Regions from separate parts of the Homo sapiens genome. Here region 1 is linked to region 2. Evidence: chromatin contacts called from ENCODE Hi-C data. All regions are on one chromosome and are shown on one strand. The core of a region is the stretch at or near the end of the contact, and the rest is flanking DNA. Distances in the headings are between cores, read along the strand shown. Region 1 holds the start of OSBPL3 (oxysterol binding protein like 3). Region 2 holds the start of MALSU1 (mitochondrial assembly of ribosomal large subunit 1).

Evidence for each region. Hi-C counts contacts between places; a loop is a spot of excess contacts on that map. Pooled maps may share reads with other maps.
Region 1: a loop to region 2 is called in a pooled map, with 9 times the contacts of the local background. The contact joins the promoter of OSBPL3 here to the promoter of MALSU1 in region 2. A Hi-C loop is called at or near these places in 7 of 50 pooled maps.

What each region holds. Positions count from the first base shown.
Region 1 is chr7:24,977,762-24,981,763 of GRCh38, forward strand. OSBPL3 (oxysterol binding protein like 3) reads right to left here and starts at 2,417. Exons shown (of 23, transcript NM_015550.4): 1 at 2,125-2,417. RefSeq lists silencers at 1,807-2,016, 2,067-2,576 and an enhancer at 3,717-3,886.
Region 2 is chr7:23,297,860-23,302,175 of GRCh38, forward strand. MALSU1 (mitochondrial assembly of ribosomal large subunit 1) reads left to right here and starts at 1,480. Exons shown (of 4, transcript NM_138446.2): 1 at 1,480-1,749; 2 at 2,980-3,158. The coding sequence starts at 1,494. RefSeq lists an enhancer at 1,297-1,786.

The DNA of each region.
Region 1 (4,002 bases), core at 1,167-3,666, 1.7 Mb after region 2:
AGGAGAATGGCATGAACCCGGGAGGCGGAGTTTGCAGTGAGCCGAGATCGCGCCACTGTACTCCAGCCTGGGCGACAGCGTGAGACTACGTCTCAAAAAAAGAAAAGAAAAAAGAAAATTACAGCTTACTGCAGCCTGGGAGTATCTGGCTTATGATGTAACTATTAACGATTACTGAAAATATATCTCAATAATAAAACAGTAAATCTTTTGGCTAAGCCATAGCTTTTGATACAAATAAAGCTAAATGCCTATTAACTAATGGTGGAAACCACATTTTAGTTTATTCGAAGAGGTCAAGCACAATAGAGACAAAATGGGCTGGAATCCTAGTTCTGCCAGGATAACCTTGGCAACACAGGTTAACCTGCTGGACCCTCAATTTCCCATCTGGTTAAAAATACCTAGCTAACAGACTTCTGTAAGTTTAATGCGGTAATGTACAAAAGTTCCTAGTATTGCTATTTGTTAATTTTCCCAACAGTAAAAAAAGGATAAAGATGAAAATCAAAATCAGCTATGAAATCCTCATTCCTCATATTTACAGAGAAGGTTTCATTTATTCATTCTATAAATGTTTACTGCAAACCTACTGCGTGTTCTTGACACAGGGGATCAAGTGATGAACAAGACAGACAAGGTCTCTGCATTCCTGGTACTTACATCCTAATGAGGGAAGGCAGATAACCCAATAACCCAAAGAGACAATTTCAGAGAGAAATTTAAGTGCTATGAGCAACAGCAAACGGGTGATGTGGCTTGGCTGGAGGGGATGGTCATTTAGCTTGGATGCATAAGAACCTAGGCCTGCTTGACTGATCTCCTTTAGCCAAGTATAGTCCTTTAGCCAAGGACCTCACCTTGTATGATACTTGCGGGGTACAGTGCAGATGATGAGAAGCCAGGCCTTCGCTTTCACCCATCTGTGGAAGTATCTCTTTTGCAGCTGTAGTTTAAAATATTTCTAAATGCCCTCATCCCAATACTCAAACTCTGAGGGTCAGAGCAACACCTAGGGGGTCTCAAGCACCTCTGCGCAGTACGCAGACACATGGAAACCGACAACTTCACAGTCCCCTCAGCTCCAAGAGTCCCGACTGAGGAGACTGGTGGCTTGTGAGGCGGAGAAGGACAAGCACAAGTGTGCAGAAGGCAGCAAGCAAGTTGCGTTGCCGAAGGAAGGGCGGCGCGCCCCTGCTTAAGAAGTATCTGGACGACCTGCGACAGTGCCCATCAGCGACTCCAGAGGCCACAAACGCTCCCCGGGAAGCTGGGCAGCGCTAAGAGGCTGCCTGGGAGTTTCTGGCTTATGATGACAGTACTTAAAGAATTTACCTGACCACGGAATAAACAGAGACAGAGGTAGGAAAACCCAACTGTAGACAACGTTCAGACAGAGTGCATAAGTCCCTAAGACCCTGAACTAAGACGCTGCAGGGCCTCCAGGAAAGGACCAATGTGAGAGACACTGAGACGAGAGTTAGGGTGAGCCTGAAGGTGATCTGAACAGTAGTAATTGGAAACTAACAAAAAAAAAAAATTCCAGAAGGGGCCAGAAAGCTGATGAATATGTAAATTCAGACAAGAAAGGAATGTGCCCTGGGCCTCCAGCCCAGCACCGGGGAGCTGAGCAAGCCGGGGTTGGGAAGGCGGGCGAGCGGAGCGCCTGCCCCGCGAGCGTTGTCTCAGTCTCTCCGGCGCGCCCCATCCCGCGGATGTGGTAAAGCTTCGCGCTCGCCCCAATTTACCAGGCTTCCTGAGCCTCTAGCCCCGGCGTAGCGCCTCCCCGCTGCCCAGGACAGCTCCGCGCGCCGCGTCCTCCCGCACCTGCGCCGCGGCCCCTGCGCTCGGCTCCTCCTGGCGGTCAATCCTCTGAGCCGTCCCTCGAGGGAAGGTGTCCTGGGGTGGGTGAGACCCGGGTCCTCCTTCCCCGGGAGCTGCAGCCGGCACCCAAGCTCCCAGGCTTGGGTCTGCCCCAGGGCCGGAGCCTCCCCGGGCGACTCGGACAGACCCCGGTCCGGCAGAGAACCGCGGCGCCCCGCAAACAGCAGCCCTTCCGAGCCCGCGCCGCCGCCAGGCCCCCCGACACCCAGGCCCCATTTAGGCGGGCGCCCCGCCACTCACCTGAGCGCTGTGCAGCCGGAGACGCTCCCTAGTTCCCCGGGGCCGGGCTCCGGGGTTAGCGCACAGAACCGGGAGAAGGCAACCCCGGCTTCTCCGGTACCCCCGCAACGTGCAGCTGACAGCTCCCGCACCGGCCGCAGGAGTCGGGGGCGGGGATGGCCACTTGCAGACAGACTGCGGGGCCGGAGCCGCGCTGCGCACCGGCCGCGAAGCGCTCAAGTCCCCTCTCCCGGGCCGGCTGGCGGGCGCCACCAGCACGCGGCCAGTTCTGAGTACTTTGCCCAGAACTTCTCGGCGCGCGCCGCCCGGCGATTAGCCCGAGGAGCCGCGCAAGGGCGGGAGCGCAGGGGAGGGGCCTGAGAGGCCCAGGGGCGGGGCCCCGAGGGGGCGGGAGGGCGGCAGAGTGATGCACAATCTCACCAATCAGAAGTCGCCTTTCGGGAAGGAGGTGGGGCGATGTCCTCGGAAGAAGCCAGCGGATTCCATGACGCGGCGGGGGAACTAGGGACCCCGGATTCCGGATGGGTTGGGAGGGCGGAGGGAGGCGAGTCCTGCGGCGAGGCACTGGGTGGGGCTCCCGGTGGCCCAGCTCGGTGCCTGCGCGCGGTAGGCGTTCGGTAAATGTTCCTCTAGTGGCTTTTCCGGGCCAGGGAAGGAGGAAAAAGTGAGGGCAGCGCGGGAGGGGCAGGTTTACGGAGAAGGCTCCAGGGGACCCTTGCGGTCGCACAGGCTAGGAGAACTCGACCTCCCGAGAAAGTCAGACTGTGGCAGAGGAGTCGAGAACAGAGGAAATACATAGGGAGGCAGCACTCTAGGCACGAGATGACAAAGGACAGCATCAGTGTGAGACCCGGGGCTCGGAGACCGTGACCCTACCTCCAGAGGCAGTCGTGCAGATTCGTGCCGGGGTGATTTTGTTCTGTGCAGTTTATGTGCAAGGGGGTAGGAGGTGGGGAGAGCACCGTCGTTACTATTAAATCTCCCTGAAAGACGGAAAAGTCCACCCGACTTGACTTCCCACTAGCCCAATGGCCTTCTTTGATCCTAGGACGAATGCAAGCAGCTGATGGTTTGGGGTCAGTTTGCAGACTGCAAATGTGTCGAGTGCCGCAGGTGGCGGGTGGGAAGGGCATGAGCATTTAGTGAGCACCTAGTATATGCCAGGAGCAGTTGCGAGCTTGCAACTGTGAGAAAGGCGCACCAGGCTCCAGTACTCACGGGGCTTGCATTTTTTGTGGAAAGACAGACAATAAAGAAGAGAAAATACATATCTATGCAAAAAATAAAAGGCTGACAGACTGTTAGTACTGAGAGGAGGGCCAAGTCCACTTTCGAAAGTGGTTTAGCGCGTGATGGGGCGCTCACCCTGAGGGCCTCTAGGCGAGGGTGGCTTTTACCCAGATTCCTGAGCCTGGGAAAGGAGCTGCCACACCCAGTCTCGCACAGAGCGTTCCAGGCGAAGGGAATAGCAAATACAGGGTATTTAGCCTCCCTGAAGACCCAACTAACCGACCTCACCGAGCTGGGCACCGCGCGTGGCTCGCTGGGCTCAGCGCCTGGGACGGAGTAAGGGCTCCACAGTGTTAAATCCCCCTGCCAACCACCACCTGCAGCGCTCGACGCATTTTCAGTCTCCAAACTGACCCCAATTCAAGGTTTCTGAGACTCTTTCCGGAGCTATTCTGTTCACATTTCATTCACCACGCTCAGATCTTCGCTTTCTGGAACCATCCCCCTCGCGAAATGTCTGGGACTGTCTGTTTCGGATCTGGCAGGCGGCGGGCGAGGGCGGGAGGCGCCAGAGATGCTGCCGAGCAAATCCACTGTCATGCTGCCCACGTCGGCACACGGAGAAGCTTATTGGAGAAGATTTCAAAT
Region 2 (4,316 bases), core at 230-2,729:
GCAAAAAGCAGATAAAGCGAAAATGATTGTAGTTGATAGAAGGGCAGCATGGAGGATGAAAAGAGTAGAAACAGACTGGAGACAGGAAAGCCAGGTAGGAGGCAGTCTCTGTAATTAGGCAAGAACTAATGAGGGTGTGGACTAAGGAAGAAACAGTGGAAATGAAGACAAGAAGCTGAACTCACAGAAACATTTTGGAGGTCACATAAGCAGGATTTTGACAACAGATTCGTTTGTTGTATGAAGATCCTGGACTGAATGAAGTCTAGGGTTTGGGAGTTTTGAAGGGATAATGACCCATTAAATGAGCTGGCAAATACAGGTGGTAAAGCAGGTCTGGGATGTTCAGAGAAGGGTGGGAACACGGAATGGATGCCAGAAGCTGGGAGAAAAGCCAAGTTCATGCCTGTGGAAAAATGGAATTGAGGATGGGGCTAAAATTGGACAGAGGAAACTTAATCTGTAATGTTTTTCTTCTTTTCAAAAATAACTTGAAGTGGTTGTACATATCTGGTGTGATATACACAAATGCTTAATTTCTCTATTTTTAAAAAACTTCCCAAAATTAGTGCTTGGAATTATTTAAAATAATGTAGCAAACATTTTTGGAGTGCCTGCTATGTGTCTGGCACTGTTTCAGGCATTTGAAATATTTGCTCTCTATGAAGCCTTCCTTTCAGCAGTTAGCAGGCCTGGAGTTCAGAAGCCAGAAACTGGCTTCTGATTCTGACGCAGTCAGTAAGTGTATGACCTGGGCAAGTTGCTTCCCTGCGGCGTCCCACGCCCCCAAAACCCCCCACCCCCCCACCCGTGCCAGGAATCTATCGCAGTTCTCAAGTCCTGTGACTTAATACCGCAGCTGGCACCTCAGAATTCCTTATTCTTACAGAGCTGGTCCCCACAGTACCGCCCCTGGGCGTAAACTCCTCCATACAGGGAGTGTAGATGATGGGCTGACCTAAGAACGGTTTCCAAATGGTCCTTTACACCTCTGCCTCCCACCCCACTCTAGCCCAGGATAACAGATTTTCCTCGCGCAATTTCAAATTTGCAAGGGAATCTTGAATATTTTCTGGTAATGAGAGAGGGTAGATTATATGTCCTAATCCCAGCCTAATCAGATTAACAGCAACTTCTGGACATTCAGTACCAGGAACTGTTTTAGGTGCTGTGGAGAGAAGAGTTAAAAATGAAACAAAAATTATTGCCTTCATGAGCCTCACATTAGTGGACAGAGTCCAAAAAAAAAGTGACAACGTAATGCGCTACTGCGACACAAAGCAAAGCAAGGTGGGCAAGCAACACTAGTTCTTTATTCCCGCACGCCCTAATCCCCAAGTAGCTCTTCCGGGTCACTGCAGTCTTCACGGGCTCCAGACTCCGCCCATGGTCCGTCCTTCAGGCCTTGACTCCGCCCACGCATCGACGTAGAATTTCCCGGCCGGGCTCCATGAAGTACCACCCACCCGCGACGCCGACGCAAGGCTGCTGCTATGGGGCCGGGCGGCCGTGTGGCGCGGCTGCTCGCCCCACTAATGTGGCGCAGGGCGGTTTCCTCGGTGGCGGGGTCCGCGGTTGGAGCCGAGCCCGGGCTTCGGCTGCTGGCCGTGCAGCGGCTTCCCGTAGGAGCAGCGTTCTGCCGGGCTTGCCAGACCCCAAACTTTGTCCGCGGCCTGCACAGCGAGCCTGGGCTGGAGGAGCGGGCGGAGGGGACGGTCAACGAGGGACGCCCAGAATCGGACGCGGCAGGTACGGGCGTGGAGAAGAACGAAGGCGACCCTCTCCGGGCAGTCTGGAGTCAGGTCCCAGCCAAGGTGGCTCTGGGTTCCCCTCTATGTGCATTTCTCTTGGAGTCACAAAACTCCTGCACATCCAGAGCTGGAAGGGACTTCAAAGGTTGTTGGCGCCAACCTTCCCGTTTCACAGTGAAGAAATTGAGGGCAAGAGATGAACTGCAGAATCCCAGCCTCCCGGACGGCCATCTCCCACCCTTGGCATCACAGTCTCACCGTCCTCACTTCCTTTTACCCTCTTCCTAGGATCCTGGGAAATGGGTTTGTGGGGACTGTTGGGGCTTGAGGATTCTGAGGAGCCAGGGTCTGGGTGCGAAGGGGTGCGTAGGAAGCGCCAGTAGGAGATGGGTCCAAGTTAATATCCTCTAGTTATTGCTGACGTTTTTAGAAACTTAAGAATGGTAAACAGATCACATCTAAGAATGTAGAGTATGAGAGGGAGAGGCCTTAGTGGGCTTAGCTACTAGGTCCTTTGGAGTCGGCTTTAGAACTTGGGCGAGCTTTTAAATTTACAGCCTGTAATACTCCAAGCTGAAGATCAGAATATCTAAATCTTTACGGGAAAAAAAATTAGATTTTCATAGGTAACAGTTGTTAATAACCCGGTGGTTTTATATGAAAACTGGAAGGTTCAAAATAATAATTACTCAAAAATGTAGCTCTTTCAGTGACTGATCTTAGGCCACAGTAATTCTCCTAGGCCTCAGTTTCTTCATCTCTCAACTGAAGGTTGTGGACCAGATACTGCCTAAGAGCCCTTCCAGCTCACAATTCTGTGACCCGTTATGACTGAGATTCAATTTAATATGCTCCAGGATATCACCTCCTACCCATTTTGTGGTGCTGTTTTTCTTTGCACAGCATTTCTGTGATTGTGGTGTATTGCTCCTTTTAAGTATTAGTAGAAAGTCATTTGTCACTGGTGTCTGGTTCTACTTGCATATGGTTAATAGCGAAGGATGTATAGTGGCTCTGCGTAATCTGAGCACCCTGACCATAAAAGTTGAGCGGTGCTATGATACTACTGCCCAGGTTCACCTTCCAGGAGGCCTTTACCCTGCTATCTGTAAAAACACTTTGGATCTAAACACCCTCATGGAGGAACAGTCAGCTGCCGGCATCTCTGGGTGCATACACGTCTATCTGCTTGGCCATCCTGATACAAACAACTATTTGTGCATTTCAGATCATACTGGTCCCAAGTTTGACATCGATATGATGGTTTCACTTCTGAGGCAAGAAAATGCAAGAGACATTTGTGTGATCCAGGTTCCTCCAGAAATGAGATATACAGATTACTTTGTGATTGTTAGTGGAACTTCTACCCGACACTTACATGCCATGGCCTTCTACGTTGTGAAAATGGTAGGATGCTTTCTTTTCTCTTTTGGACCATTAACTGAGTGGAATAGTGACAGTGCATCAGGCCAAGGAGCAACACTTAGAGGGTAAACCCATCATACAAAGTTACAGAAGAAGCCCAAATTTTCAGAATTTGCATGAATTCATTTTATGTTCTTTGATAGTGAAACATATGGGAGCAAATATCCAGCCCTATTGAGTTAGGATATATCAAAATCTTTTCTCTTGTGACCGCAAGGAAGATTTTTTTTTTTTTTCTAATTGAGATGGAGTTTTGCTCTTGTTGCCCAGGCTGGAGTGCAATGGCGCGATCTCTGCTCACCGCAACCTCCGCCTCCCGGGTTTAAGTGATTCTCCTGCCTCATCCTCCTGAGTAGCTGGGATTACAGGCATGCGCCACCAGGCCCAGATAATTTTGTATTTTTAGTAGAGACGGGTTTCTCCATGTTGGTCAGGCTGGTCTCAAACTCCTGACCTCAGGGGATCCGCCTGCCTCAGCCTCCTAAAGTGCTAGGATTACTGGCATGAGCCACCTCACCCGGCCGGAAAATAATATTTTATAACCTGAGGCAAGCTAGAAGACAGTATAACCAGAGGGATTTCTAGAGGCACTATCCATTACGGTAGCCACTAGCTACATGTGCCTATTTAATTATAAATTAAAATATAAATTCAGCCGGGCGTGGTGGCTCAAGCCTGTAATCCCAGCACTTTGGAAGGCCAAGGTGGGTGGATCACAAGGTCAAAAGATCAAGACCATCCTGGCCAACATGGTGAAATGCCGTCTTTACTAAAAATACAAAAATTAGCTGGGCATGGTGGCGTGTGCCTGTAATTCCAGCTACTCGGGAGGCTGAGGCAGGAGAATGGCTTGAACCTGGGAGGCGGAGGTTGCAGTGAGCTGAGATTGTGCCACTGCACTCCAGCCTGGTGACAGAGCCAGACTCTGTCTCAAAAAAAAAAAAAAAGATATAAATTCAGTTCTGCAGTTATATTAGCTATATTTCAAATGCTCAATAGCCACGTGTGGCTAATGGCTACCATATGGGACAGCCATAAAGCATTTTCATCATTGTAAAACGTTCTATTGGACAGTGCTGGCCTGGAGTTTCATTCAAAGATTTGAGCATGTCCAGTGTTCCCAAGCACTGTACGGGGTAT